Regions from separate parts of the Homo sapiens genome. Here regions 1 and 2 are each linked to region 3. Evidence: chromatin contacts called from ENCODE Hi-C or POLR2A ChIA-PET data. All regions are on one chromosome and are shown on one strand. Each heading gives the region's core, a stretch centred on a gene start or an enhancer-like site at or near the end of the contact. The rest is flanking DNA. Distances are from core to core; before and after follow the strand shown. Region 1 holds the start of STRBP (spermatid perinuclear RNA binding protein). Region 2 holds the start of MAPKAP1 (MAPK associated protein 1). Region 3 holds the start of PSMB7 (proteasome 20S subunit beta 7).

The links. A loop is a pair of places that touch in the nucleus more often than their neighbours do. ChIA-PET counts read pairs that join two places held with the same protein, here RNA polymerase II (POLR2A). Pooled maps may share reads with other maps.
Region 1: a map of CD4-positive, alpha-beta T cell shows a loop between it and region 3 (9-fold over the local background). The contact joins the promoter of STRBP here to the promoter of PSMB7 in region 3. A Hi-C loop is called at or near these places in 4 of 168 maps with a recorded cell type or tissue (CD4-positive, alpha-beta T cell, CD8-positive, alpha-beta T cell, esophagus muscularis mucosa and 1 more) and 10 of 50 pooled maps. POLR2A ChIA-PET finds 5 or more read pairs at or near these places in 1 of 52 experiments (T-cell).
Region 2: a loop to region 3 is called in a map of CD8-positive, alpha-beta T cell, with 10 times the contacts of the local background. The contact joins the promoter of MAPKAP1 here to the promoter of PSMB7 in region 3. A Hi-C loop is called at or near these places in 1 of 168 maps with a recorded cell type or tissue (CD8-positive, alpha-beta T cell) and 6 of 50 pooled maps. POLR2A ChIA-PET finds 5 or more read pairs at or near these places in 1 of 52 experiments (naive thymus-derived CD8-positive, alpha-beta T cell).

The regions. Positions count from the first base shown.
Region 1 is chr9:123,265,662-123,270,610 of GRCh38, forward strand. It overlaps STRBP (spermatid perinuclear RNA binding protein), which reads right to left and starts at 2,925. Exons shown (of 19, transcript NM_018387.5): 1 at 2,775-2,925. RefSeq lists silencers at 2,651-2,700, 2,871-3,350 and an enhancer at 2,751-3,251.
Region 2 is chr9:125,705,801-125,710,580 of GRCh38, forward strand. It overlaps MAPKAP1 (MAPK associated protein 1), which reads right to left and starts at 1,408. Exons shown (of 12, transcript NM_001006617.3): 1 at 1,171-1,408. RefSeq lists silencers at 1,112-1,341, 1,452-1,621 and enhancers at 1,330-1,624, 1,622-1,781.
Region 3 is chr9:124,412,388-124,417,025 of GRCh38, forward strand. PSMB7 (proteasome 20S subunit beta 7) reads right to left here and starts at 3,055. Exons shown (of 8, transcript NM_002799.4): 1 at 2,977-3,055; 2 at 2,455-2,548; 3 at 1,521-1,618; 4 at 1-105. The coding sequence starts at 3,038. RefSeq lists enhancers at 1-453, 2,962-3,011.

The sequences.
Region 1 (4,949 bases), core at 1,675-4,174, 1.1 Mb before region 3:
ATAAATGTCTGTGTTCAAACCCCTAAAGGTTACTTCCCATGTGTTTGGCAAGCTGAAGGCCATATGTCCGCCCAACCCATAAGTGTCTTTCCTCAATAAAGCTAACATTACACTTCCCAACTCAAATCAAAATACCAGAGAATCCAAAAGCCTCCAACTAAATTTTACCTGAACCATTTGGGAGAAAAAGTCAACAATCCAGATCAGTTATTCACGCCTTGAAAGAGTGTTAAGAGTCAGAAAGCTCCAATTCTGCCACTTTTAGGAGCTAGGTGTACATTACTTCTGTCTGCCTATAGCATGGGACTCAGATATTACATCACCCCATGCTGCCTGAATACTGACCCATTACCCAGAAAGCACCAGGGTATCTGAGACACTGCACCAAGGTATCCCTTTCTTCCTCTCTTATGCATAGCCCTTGAATGCTACTGGCCACTGGGCCTGGTCTCTTCCAGTTTCACAAAGACATCTGCCCTGCACCTGCTGCAATCCCATTTCCATTCACTCTTGGTGCGCTCCTCGTGACCCTGTGTGGCCCTTCTGTCCACTCGTCAAACCAATATGCTAGGATGATACCCACTACACACCTCTCCCAAATTTGGGGATGTGCACTCAGCTCTCCCTTACCCCTTCCCCCTTCCTCATTTACTGGGTTCTGGAATTAAAAGCAGGCTCAACGATCTCTCTGACCCTAGGAGTATGAACTTTCAGATATGACACTGAGTTTAATGTCCTCCACTTTCCATTAACATCATTCCAGGATCCAGGTCCCCCCACCCCTCAATCTCCAGTTTCTCTCAGTATGGAATTTAATCCTCTCCATTTAGTTATTTTTCCAACTTCTGCACTCTGCCTGATCTTCCTTAGACTCTCAGTGACCTAAAAATCTTGGCCCCTTTCATCTCTCAAACTCAAAGTGTTCCAATCTCTCCCCATACTTCCACTCCTTGGATCTTCCATACTCTCTTAAGCAACCTGTGTTCCTAGCTCTCTCCAACTTAAGCAGTCATTTCCTGCCCTAAACCTGGGCATCCTATTTCCCCCACCACCACCACCACCACTCCAATCCATCACCTATGCCTTTCTAGTTACAGACATGTCCACATACACCTCTGCCTTGCCCTTCCCTTACTCCACTATAGGTATTAAGCATTCTTCTACATCCTCTACCCCAAAATAGCCTGTCTACCTTCCTTCTTTCTCCCTACCTCCCTTCTCCCTACAGCACAAAATTCAGTGCCCCAAACCTGTGCTTCCCTCCCTCCACCTACTGTACTCCAGACCTGTCCACCTTCCCCTCCAGTCTATCCCGTTGTCCCCCTCTACTGATTTCGTTCTCACCCTCCCCTCCACCTTCCTCCTCCCCAACCGCTCCACACTTCCCGCCTCAGAAATCTTTCCTTCCATTTGTCCCCACACTTTACCTGCCACTCCAAGAACACTTCCCTTTCCCCACCCCCTTTTGCCCTCCACCTCACACACTCCACGCCACCCCACACCTGTCCCTCTCCCCCAGCTCCTGCCCCTAACGTCCTCCAACACTTGCCAAGAACCCCTCACCCTCCGTCCTACCTCAAAATTCCCTCTCTTGCTGATCCCACCTTCTTCCATACTTCCTGCATAAACACCCTCCATTTCACGCACTTCTCCCGCTATCCTTTAAATGCCCCACACACCTCCTGCTCTCCATCCCCATCACCCTTCTCCTACTGTCCCCACCTCTCTCTGCAAGCCCTCAAACTAAGTCTCTGCCCCAATGAACTTCCCCCTTCCACCCCATACTCCTCTTCCCTGAGCACCAGATACCTGCCTTTTTATCCTTACATGTCAACCCCCTCCCGCCTCCCTGCAGGCTCCCCTATACACCTGGCCACACACTCCCTCACACCCCTCGCAGGTCTCCTGGAGCCCCTGGGCCTACCCTTCATTTCCCTATCACCCCAGAAGCCTAGGCACCCTGCTCCCCTCCCTCCCTTTCAGGCGCTCCCTGCCTGCCCTCACTTCCCCCTGCCCCGACCCCCTCCTCCATCGTTCCCCTTCACGGGCGTCCCGGTGGCCTTCCTAATACCCGCCCCACTCCCTGCCCCTGGCACGCAGCGCTCCTTCCAGTCCTGCTCGAGTCCCCAGTCTTCTCCCTCCATTCCCACCCCACTCGTCCCTGCCCTCCCCAAAAGCCCCCTCATTCCCTCTTGAACCCCACAATATAGTGCCCCCCCCCACCGGACGGAATGTCCTCCATCTCGCACTCGCCTGGCCCAGGGGGCCCCCCAAACCTGCCTGAAGGCTCTCCTCCTCCATTGGGCCGGATCCCTCTGCACCCCTATTTACCCCCAAATCTGCCCACACCTTCCGCCTGCCCCCCGAAGCCTCTCCCCAGCTCCTGCCCCCAATGTCCTCCAACACCTGCCCCGAGCCCCGAGCCCTCCGTCCCGGAAGACCTCCCGGCACCGCGTCCCCCAACCCTGCCCACGCCCTCCCCTGATCGGCCGGGACCCCGTCCCCGCGAAGGTGAGGAAGGCTGCCCGCTGCCCTTGCCCGAAGCGGCCGGGGCACCGCAGCGGCGGCGGCGGCGGCCACAATGCCGGAGCCGCGGGGCCGGGATTGCTCCCTGCTCTCCGCCTCGGCCGCCACCGCCGCCGCCGCTGCTAAGGACGCACAACAAACAATGCGGGGCCCGGGCCGGCTCCGCCAACCGCCTCAACCGCCGCCTTAACCGCCGCCCGCCCGGGACGGCCCGCCGCGCAGGCGCCCGCCCCGCCGCCGGAGCCTACCCGCGCCGCCGCGCTCTGCCCGCGCCCGGTACCCGCTCCCGCTCCGCCGCCGCCGCCACCTCGCCCGCTCGCGTCTCCGGCTCCTCTGCCCAGCGGCGGCGGCTGCGGCGGCTGCTGCCCTGGTGGCGCTCGCGGCTCCGGTCTCCGCTTCGGCGGCGGCAGCGGCGGCAGCGAGCACGTGACACCGTCGAGCGCGCCCATTGGCCAGGCCAGGGGGCGGGCCCCGCGGCTGCTGGGGAACGGAAAGCCCGCCCCCTCGTTCGCCGCGCGCCCCCTCCACGCGCGTCCTGCCGCACCTGAGAGCGCCGGCCAGCGCCCGCCGCCGCCTTGCTGTGCCGCCGCCTGCGCCAAGTGCGCACCTGGGAGCGCGCAGGGAGCACTCGCCGCCGGCGGCCTTATGCACCTGCCAGCGGACGCTTACGTAAACTGCGTCCCCGCCTTCCTCCCGGCCCCAGGCCCCCGCTCGCTGCAGCACCTGAGCCCCGCTGCGCTAGCGGCGTAACTGCGGCGGAGCGGAGACGAGCTGCGCTGGGAGGCTAGCGAAATGCACGGAAACTTCGTAACTTCCGAACCTGGGAGCTGCGCCGAGCCGCGGCGGCTAGCCGCCTTCCCCGGGCCCCGCACCCCAGTGCGGGATGCCCCCCAACCCCAGCAGCCACACAAATGGAGTAGGCGTCGCACTGCCTCCCGAGGTAGAGGGGCAGGCCAGTAGGCTTTGACTTGTGCCACCGCCCACCTACTTGCTGGCTGTGTGACCTTGGCCAAGTTACCAAGAACCGTTCTGAGCCTCAGTTTCCTCATCAGGAAAACTGGGACAATAATTCCAATTTAGGAGCTGTTGGGGAGATGGCATAAGACAATAGGTGTGAATCCTGGCACACAGCAGTCGCTGAACAGAAGCTGCTACAATCACCTCTCCTTCACCTGCCTATAATGAACCTCGCTGGGATTGAGTTTGGGCCCAGGACCTCTCTGACCTCCTTATGGTTGGGTCAGACTTTGGCTGAACACCTACCAGCTCTGTGCCAGGGGCGGCGCTGGGGAAGAATTAAAGGTTCGCTTTCTATTCTACAGTCCCTGGCCTCAAGTTCTTGGTGCCCAGCATTCTGCTTGCCAGTATACAGTCCCTGCTGTATACCGGGGGGTTTGCAGGCTGCAGGGATGCACTGGCAAATGAGACAATGTCTTTGCCCTAAGACAATTCCCAGCCTGGAGCAGAAACGACCTGACCACTCAGTGCCAAGACAGAGGACCTTGAACAGCCCAGGGGTTGAGGAGGGACTCCCCACAACAGCCCCCTTGGGGCCCCTTTTCATCTTTCTAACACACCAGGCTCAAATATTTTAACAGCTCTGTTTCATTCACAGAATAAAGTGTAAAAAACCCAATTTCAACTGAAAAGGCCTTGGTGATCTGGCCTTAAGCTTCAAGGTGCACGCCCTTCCCTTTGCCCCTCCTTCAGGCCAATGTGACCCTCCAGCCACACAGAACTACAGTACTGTTGTTTCCAGAGTATGCCCAGGTGTGTAGGAGCCTGAGTCTCCTGAGACAGATGCCAGGCCGCAAATCCCTTTCTAAACCCTCTCCCCACCTCTGACCACTCACACCTTCCTTGACCCTCCTGAAAAAAATCCTGGGTATCCTTATCAATCAGCTCAGAGTATATTCTCTGGAGATCCTTGGCTGCCTCAGACACATGGTCTAAGCTCCCTCGGCTTGAACATAGTCCTGTTAAGCTATATGTATTCTCATGGCACTAGATTGTAATTGTTTAGCTGTCTGTCTCCTCCCTGGTCTCTCAGTCCCTTGAGGACAGGGTCATCTTCCTGCCTAAGTGTGTTAGGGAAGACTACACGTGCACATGACATGAGATCATTAAAGCTGGGTTTTGTAGGATGCCCATAAGTATCAGAGGGAGAAGAGGCGCCACACTGTAAAGATCCAGATTCACTGCACACTAGCTGTGTGATCTTGGAAAATCAATCTCTCTAGTCTAAGTTTACTCATCTGCCAAGTGAGACTAATAGTATTGCATATTGTAGGGTTGTTAGAAGGATTCATTGCAACCGTATATCTAAGGCACTCAGCACGGTGTCCAGCACTTGGTTACATTTTTAATTTTTTTAAAATAGAAGAACAGCATGGCATTAAGGATTCAATAGTATTTCTTGTTTC
Region 2 (4,780 bases), core at 158-2,657, 1.3 Mb after region 3:
TAGGCAAGGTAGGGAGAATGTTCTACAAAAATCAATGGAATAGGAAAGAACAAAAATGATTAGAGATCCTACTTATTCAGAGTAATGGATCAGGATGGGGTAATTAAAGAAGGAGACCTTTTCAAGCATAACTGGAAAGGTAACCAGGAGCCAGATTAGGAGATGTAAGGGGGTGTAAGTGCAGTCTGGGACACACAGTAGTTGAAGGTAGGCATGAGCACACAGATGAATGGGAAAGGGCTACCAGCATGCCCCAAATCCCGCAGGTGTGTAAACTGAAAAACATGAAAACAATTATTGCTTCATCAAGAACTCTTTCCGTGTTTACTAGGTACCTTGTGTGGGCTCATAAAATATAAGGAATAAAACCCATATCTAGGCTTCTGCTCAAGTGGGTTTTAACATTACGGATCCACCTCTCCTGCTTGTCAGAGAATGAGAACGCTGCTTTTTTTAAACCAATGGGTCTCCATTTGACTCTTCACACCTGGGAAAGTTTTGAACTTTGCCGATTTGGGTTTATAACAACATGGTGCTTTGTACAGTGCCAGGTACTGTGGTGGGCTTCCAAAGTGACTTTCATTCATTCAAAAGGAAGTTTTAACCAATTTCTGAGTCAATTTGGGGGTCTCTGGTTAAAGTCATAATCTTGTTTACGCTACAATCTCTTTTTCCCAGCCTTAAACAAATCTAAATGACTCCTTGCCACTCCCATAAACAAAGAATGAATCAAAGTTCCAGCAGCACTGTAGCTAGAAAAAAGTCTGTAAGGCTGTTAACCTCTTTAAGGGGGAGGGGGAGAAGGGACGCAAGGAAACAAGGACCACACAGTCAATGCTTGAAAACCTTGATTTTCACATTATGAAGACCAGGGCACCTAGATATTGCCAAGTGCAGGCCCAGAAACTGCCGGAGTCAACTACACCCCCCACCCCCACACTACCAGGTCAGCTGGCTTCTTTTCCCCTAAACCACACACCCGCCTCAGACTCCTGACAGCCTCCAGTTCTGGAAATGGCCAGGAAACGAACGCGCCCGGGCCACCTGAACAAGGGCCCGGCAGGCGGCCCGCCGGGCAGCGCTGAAACTGGAGGGGTGAGAGGGCCGCCAGGTGGGCAAGCTGGTGGGCTGACGGACGGGCGGGGAGCTGGCGGCTGGGGCAACCTTTACCTGAAGCTGCTTCCACACTACGGGCCGGGTCGGCCCCGGGACACGTTCCTGAGGGGAGGGCCCGGCTCCCCCACGCCTCCCGGCCCCTGCCCCGAGCTCTGCACTCTCGGGATCCACGGGGACCGGCGCTCCTCCCGGCCCGCTCAGCTGCCGCTTCCCGGGTTAGCCCTCATGCCCCTGCTGCTCGCCGCCGCCGGCCGGCCGAGCAGCAGCCCTATTACCCCGAGCCGCACACGACCCGGAACCACACCCCGGCGTTCCGGAAGTCCCCGACCGGGAAGGAGCCTCTGGCTGGGGACGTAGTGCGCAAGCCCCAGAGCTGAAAGCAAGGAGCGGTAGCTTCCCGCGGGGCGGGGCCGGGAGGGAGGCCGGGCGCATGCGCGCCGCTTCTCCAGTGCAGGGAAAGGCCTGGGTCGGAGACTGAGTTCTGGCAAGATGCGCCAGTGCCTGGACTTGCCTTGAGCAGGAATCAGTGTTAGGCTTCTCCATCGAATCTTCTTTCTCCCCATTTCCACGGAGAAAAGCCCTTAGTTCGTCCAGAAATGAGTGATGAGGCAGCTCAGCCTCTCTGAGAAAGACCTGGGTTCAAATGCCAGCTCTTATAACTTGCTGTGTGTCCTAGGATGTGACACTTCTCTCTGAGCCTCGGGTTTTCCCATCCAGGGCAATAGTTTCAACTTTAGAGTATATTGCTGTGGGAATCGAATGGGATGATGCTTGAAAAACACCCAGCATAGTGCCTGACACATAGTAAACATGCAGTCAATGTTAGTTATTTCTCTTATTATAATATCTGTAATATGGAGGTGACAATAATCTTCCTCAAGCCCTGCTGGGAGGTTTCCAGGAGATGTAGGAGGACTGGCACAGGGCAGAAGTTCAGTGTGTCTCATGCTGCTCCCTTCCTCTCTCACGGAGGAAATCAGTAGAGAAAGCCACGATGAAGGGGGAAAAAGGATTCAGGGAGTGCAGTGAGAGTGGTTCTCCCACCTGAAAGATGCTTGGGGAAGTCTCTCAAAAACGCACCTTAGCAAAAGAAAAAACTCAAGGTTGAATTTCAGCCCTGAGGGACCCCTGCCCAATTTTAAACTTATTAATAAATATGCCATGGGGCCAGGCACGGTGGCTCACACCTGTAATCCCAGCACTTTGGGAGGCCGAGGAGGGCAGATCACTTGAGATCAGGAGTTCGAGACCAGCCTGGCCAACATGGTGAAACCCTGTCTCTACTAAAAATACAAAAATTAGTCTGGCGTGGTGGTGTGCACCTGTAGTCCCAGCTACTCAGGAGACTGAGGCAGGAGAATGGCTTGAACCCGGGAGGCAGAGGTTGCAGTGACCCAAGATCAGGCCACTGCACTCCAGCCTGGGTGACAGAGACTCTGTCTCAAAACAAAAAAACAAAAAACACGGTGGGTCTACCCATGTATTTCAAATATGGTCATCCATCACTTAATGATGAGGACACAAGAAATGCATCGTTAGCTGATTTTGTGGTTGTGTAAACATCATAGACTGTACTTACACAATGTCAGAGCCTACTACACACCTAGGCTGTTTGGTATTAGCCTATTGCTTCTAGGCTGCACACCTGTACAGCATGTTACTGTACCATATACTGTAGGCAATTCTAACACAATGGTATTTGTGTATCTAAACATCTCTAAATGCAGAAAAGGTACAATTAAAAGACCATGTTATAATCTTAGGGGACCACCATCATATGCACTCTGTCATTGACCAAAACATCCTCATTCCACGCATGACCATATGTGATTGATCTCTTACTACATCCCATTACTTTATGTAATTGGTATCTTACCACATATCTATACTGGGGGAATAGTGCACCTCAGCACCCAGACACACTCTTGCACACACACCACCACAGTTCCATCAGGGACCTGTCAGAGGCACTCTAACAAAGCAGCAGGTGTGAACAAGTTTGGATATTTGATTTTCTGAGGTCACCAGGTTATCTGTTCCTTCCTAAATCTTACTCTCCATTTTCCTCTCTCTCTCTCTCGAGTTCCAATCTGAAGCACAGCTGCCTGACTGTCTCCTAGACACATAAAACTCGACCTATCTAAAACTGCTAAGCAGTTATAGATTCTAAAGAGTAAATATTTCCTAGCACTTTGAGAGACCAAGGCAGGAAGATCATCTGAGCCCAGGAGTTCAAGACCAGCCTAGGCAACATGGTGAGACCCCATCACTACCTTAAAAAATTTATCTCTATATAGGCCGGGCACGGTGGCTCATGCCTGTAATCCCAGCACTTTGGGAGGCCAAGGGGTGCGGATCACAAGGTCAGAAGATCAAGACCATCCTGTCTTAACATGGTGAAACCCTGTCTCTACTAAAAAAAAAAAAAAAAAAATACGAAAAATTAGCCAGGCATGTGGCACACACCTGTAGTCCCAGCTACTTGAGAGGCTGAGGCAGGAGAATCGCTTGAACCTGGGAGGTGAAGGTTGCAGTGAGCACACCACTGCAGCCCAGCCTGGACAACAGAGTGAGAGTCTGTCTCAAAAAAATAAAAAATAAAAAAATATATATATACACACACATATACACATATATTTTTTTTAGCCAGGTGTGGTGGTGAATGCCTGTAGTCCTAGCTGCTTGGGAGGCTGAGATGGGATGATTGCTTGAGCCCTGGGAGGTCAAGGCTGCAGTGAGACGTGATCATGCCACTGCACTCCAGCCTGGATGAAAGAGCAATGCCCTGTCTTGAAAAAAAAATTAGAAAAATAAAAAGTGAATACTCACTCTGCCACTTACAAGTTTTGTGACTTCATCTCTCCAAGTTGCTTCTCTAAATATTCTTATCTTTACCTGGAAAATGGGAATGACAGAAGTCCTACATAACCTCATTAGTTTGTTGCAAGGATAGAATGACCTAATACATGTAGCTTACATATAACAGAGCCTGGCATGTGACTATTATTTACTAATGCCTACCAGTATGAGTATACCTCAGTCAGTAAGCAATACTTATTGAGTGCCTATTGAGATTCAGTGGTGAAAAAGCCAGACGGGGACCCTACCCTTAAGAAGCCTTGTAGTCAAGTTCGACTATGGGTTTGAAATACTGTAGTTACTGTGGTAAGTTGGCATGCAGTGATATATGGTAGGATTTCAAGGACAGTATTGAGGGCCCAGTTGAGAATGGAGACTAAATGTATGGTGATACTAATATGATGGCTAGTGTGATTATTCTATAGCTAGTTGGAGCAGTCACGATACACACACCCAAAGAATGAGAAGTTGGATTGATCCAAGGAAGGATTTTGCCAGACAGGTGTGATGGGGTCATATCAGCTTTTAAGAGTGCTTAAAACAATGAGCCATAGAAAGTATGCTGGATAGGGAAGCAAGAGAATTCCAGAAAAACAGGTATCACTGGCCTAAAGGTCTCAAATAGATGTAATGGAAGTCACTGATGAAGGAAAGCAGAAGGATGGAGGTTATTGTCACAGATGGATGTTTCAACAAATAACCTCAGAGGAGGAGCCATGTGAGAGGGGGTCCCAGCTAAAGTGGAATGGGGGGAAAATCACTGAAGATGAGATAGTCAAGGAACTGAGATCCTTGTGAACGTCCA
Region 3 (4,638 bases), core at 1,805-4,304:
ACAACTCTGGGAAGACGGCCAGTGGAGAGGGAGTGGAGCTCCAGGTTGGAAGAAATGAGCTGGGTTGTCATGTCTGTGTCTGCAGCTGTCCCAGCACCACAACAACTGAAAAATCCAATTAGAAACTTAGCTGAAATCCAATTACCAGAGGGCTCAATTAGAAGTAATGGGTTCTTGGATAACTTCCATGAAGTTCAGGTACAGAGAGATGTTTTTGAGTATATCTATGCTGTAACTTCTCTGTTTAGTCAACCTTAAATAAACAGAAAATTGAGAATATGCATCTAGTTATATGCAAATACATTATCTATGGCCCAATGGAACACATGAAATTATTGGTTTCTGTGATAACAGTGTGTGCATTCCATTAATGCTACAAATATATCCAAGTTGTACAGAAGTGCCAGGTGTGTTAACTCTTGCAATTCAACATCTACCAAGTATTTACTATCAGATACCAGTAATTACACTAAGCACTGGGAATAAAGAAAATATGAGAGGCCTTGTGCTCAAAGTTGAGTGTAAGATACACAAGAAGACAAAAATTATAACACATAATTTAATACACAGTAATAGCATAGGTACAAAATCCTACGGGAAACCGGAGGAGAAGGTAATTGATTCTGATCATTAAGAAAAGGTTTCAGGCTGGGCATGATGGCTCATGCCTGTAATCCCAGCACTATGTGAGACCCAGGCGGGAGGATCACTTGAGGCCAGAAGATCAAGATCAGCCAGGGCAACATAGTGTGACCGCATCTCTCCCAAAAAAAAAAAAAAAAAAAAAAGAACGAAAAAAATGTTTAAAAAAAGGAAAAGGTTATATATGAGCTGGAATAAAAACACTCTACAAGCAGAGAAGGCAGAGTTTCTAAATAGAATCTCACATAAGCAACGGTAGAATAGCTTGGAGATGAGGGAAATAGGGACAGTTCAGACGTAACTGGAGCACAGGGTGATGGCAACTGAAAAAGACGCTTGAAGGGTAGGCTTTCTATGAGACTGTGCAAGGCCACAGAATTTTGATTTTTATCCTAAAAGCCATGTGGAAATGTGACAAGTCTCTTGAAAAGCTTTTTAAGAAAGGGATGCCATCAGATCTATGTTTTACAAAATCCAGTATGGCAGAAGAGTGAACAATAGGATGCCTAAGAGAGGCCAATTAAATGGTAACTGCAATAGTCCAGCTAAGAAAAAAGAACCTCTATGGTTCAAGTTAATGTTTGAAAAAAAGAAAAAGAAAAAAGAACCCAAACTAGAGCCTTAGCAAAGGAAAGGATAGGAGGGAATGGATTCAAGAGGCACAGAGAGGGCAAAACTGGCCACCAATTCAATTGGAGACTGAAGCAAAGAGAGGACTTGAAGTTACTGGCTTAGGTAACAGGTGGCTGGAAATGCCATTTAAGGGAGACAGAAAATACAGGTTGAAAAACAGGTTTTAGTAAGGAGCACAGGAAGGTCAATTTTTAGCCCTGACATGTTTGAAAATATAAGAGTTATTCAAACGAATCAATACTTACTAAATATTAGGAGATATGAAGTGTATTTTTGAACAGTTCTTGTCAGCAACAACCATCCCTTCAGTTGCTCTTGTATCTGCTCCAAGAACTATGCCATCCTATTAAAAAAAAAAGTTTTTAAACAATTTTACAAATATAAGCCAACCGCAACTCTCTATTCTACTTTAGGGAATACTATGTTGGCCATACCACATGCTCCCCTAATCTCAAAACGCCAGCCAAAACTCATAGCAAAAATATTGTGCTACACTTTCAGGATTTAAGAAAAGGTTTCTTAGTAAATGCTACTAATTGAATCCTGAGTAGGTAAGAATTATTCCCATTTTCAAGTGAGGCTCAGGTGTCGGGTAAATTCCTTGTAAATCAGAGCTAATCTGGAAAAAACCTGGATTAAGACTCAGGAATCTTTCCATTAAATTAGCCATCACTATCAATTTCCTTTTAAAACATGTTGCTTTTCTTTAAAACATGTTGCACAGGTAATCATTATCCCTTTTGACGTTTCCAACAATTTAAGGCAGGAGTTATCTCCATTTGATGCATCTGAAGGTGTCCCTGTGAGAAGGAAAGTGAGCTGCCAGAAGTTGGAATCAGCACTATAGAGTTCAAAGGTGAGACAGACCTGTCTGACCCCAAATCTCGTGATCTCCCATCACATACTTCAGCTTCCTAAACTAGTAATTAAGAAGCTAACTGACCTGTTTAAAAAAAAAAAAAAGAAAGAAAGAAAAAACCTCAGCAAAGTGAGGAAAGAACATAAACTGTTAAGAAGCACACAAAACCTGACAAAAGCAGTCGCTCCTGAAAGACGGTCTCCTGATGTATTCTATAGCATTTGCCTTTCCAGACCGAGCCGGGAGAGACACCGGAAGCCAAGTGTTCTGATTCCTGTTGCCGGTTCAGTCACTGCTGCTCTTAGCCTAACCCGGCTTACCTTATAGACCACCCCAGCGATGGTCGTGCCAGTTTTCCGGACCTTTGGAAGCTTGTATCCCCTCTTTGCAAAATCGGCTTCCAAGACGGCATTCCTAAGAGCAAATGAGAGAATCAAGTGTTGAAGGGCAGGACCACATCGCACAGCACTGGCATGAAAAGTGCCTAACAGAGAACTCAGGAAAGCTGCTACTTGTTTTCACGCCCATCTGTTTAATGAATCCTCCCACCATCAGCACTGTTCTCCCGTTTTCCAACGAAGACAGTCTTACAAAGGGGCCGTGACGTGCCTTAGGAGACGGAGATAAACGGTGGCCGAGTGCGCTGGGAAGGTGGGAGAGCAGACCCGGCTTCAGGAGAAACCCACGCCCAGGCCCTGATTCCCCTGAGTCACACTAGCCGCGGGCCACAGGCCCCGCCATGAATTCTTCCCTCAGAATTCTCGTATCACACCTTGGCCCAGCTCCCACCCGAGCACCGCACTCTTCTCCCTCCCTGAACCAAGCCCCAAGCAAGGCGGCACCTGCGGCAGTTATCAAAAGAGAAGCCTCCAACTGGTGGAGCATACACCGACACAGCCGCCATCTTCCCAAGAAAGCAGTTCCGGGTCGGAGGCGGGTGCAAACAAAAAGAGCCGAGCACTTCCGGCGTCGCTGGCAACGGGGGCTGAAGGGGCGGGGCAAACGCCGCACTAGAACGATTGATCTTAGAGATTCTGGTTCCTAGAGAGGCCAGAGATGTTTGAAGTATATCGCCCCAAGTGGCACGGAGGAGAAAGTGACACCCGGAACCGGGAAAGGACTTGTCCAAGGTGAACGCACCAGCGACCAGGTCTCCTGCCGCTCAGACTGGACTTGTTTCTACCGTTAATTTGGTTCTGCGGTGCTTCAGAGACAGACAGACCCAAGTCCCAGGCACAGCCCCACCACCCCCTTGCGTTAAGCAAGTCTCTTCAACTCTCTGAATCTGTTTCCTCCGCTATCAGATGGAGATTACAACCTAGCTCAAAAGGCTGCTGTAGAATGGCCATTAAGTCTGTGAAAAGAGGCTCAACATGATTAGTCATAGGGTGAATGCAAAGCACGACCACAGTGAGATCCCACTTCGCACCCGCTAGGATGGCCATAAACAAAAAGACAGAAAAGCGCAAGGGTTGCGAGAGTGTGGAGAAATTGGAACCCGAATACACGGCTGGTGAGAATGCAAAACGGTGCGGCTGCTCCGGAAAACAATTTGGCAGTTCCCCAAAAAGTATTATCCTCTTAGATACGCACCCGAGAGGGTTGAAGACATGTATTCACAAAAACTTCTACAAAGGTGAGGTAGAAGGCAGGCCTCCATTCAGAGATGGGGCTGAGATACCTGACCAAATTGAGGACTAGCTAAAACAGGGCCTGGACGGAAGCTGTCTTCCCTAAGACTCGCTCACCAGCCAGCCAAGTCAGTTTACCGTTGCCATGGCAACACTCGTGAGTTACCGCCCCTTTCCATGGCAGTGGCACCATAAACCAAAAGTTACTACCCCTTCCCTAGAAATGCCTGCATAAACCACCCCTTAATCTGCATGTAATTAAAAGTGTGTATAAATATGACAGCAAAACTGCCCTGACACTCTGCCTAAGAGGGTAACCCTGCTCTGCAGGAGCAGTCATGGAGCTGTAACGCCGCCACTTCAATAAAGCCGTTTTCTTCTGCCTCTAACTTGCCCTTGAATTCTTTCTTGGGCAAAGCCAAGAACCCTTGTGGGCTCAGCCGCACTTTGGGGCTTACCTGCCCTGCGTCAAAAGGGGTCTCATTGGCTGGGCGCGGTGTCTCACGCCTGTAATCCCAGCACTTTGGGAGGCCGAGGTGGGCGGATCATGAGGTCAGGAGATTGAGACCATCCTGGCTAACACGGTGAAACTCCGTCTTTACTAAAAATACAAAAACTTAGCCAGACGTGGTGGTGGGCACCTGTAGTCCCAGCTAGTCAGGAGGCCGAGGCAGGAGAATAGCTCGAACCAGGGAGGCAGAAGTTGCAGTGAGCTGAGATCACGCCACTGCACTCCAGCCTGGGCAACAGAGCAGAGACTCCGTCTCAAAAAAAAAAGCGAGGGGGGGGTCTCATTATTCACAATAGCCAAATAATGGAAACAAATGTCCATCCACTGATGAATGGATAAACAAAATATGGTAAATTCATTTA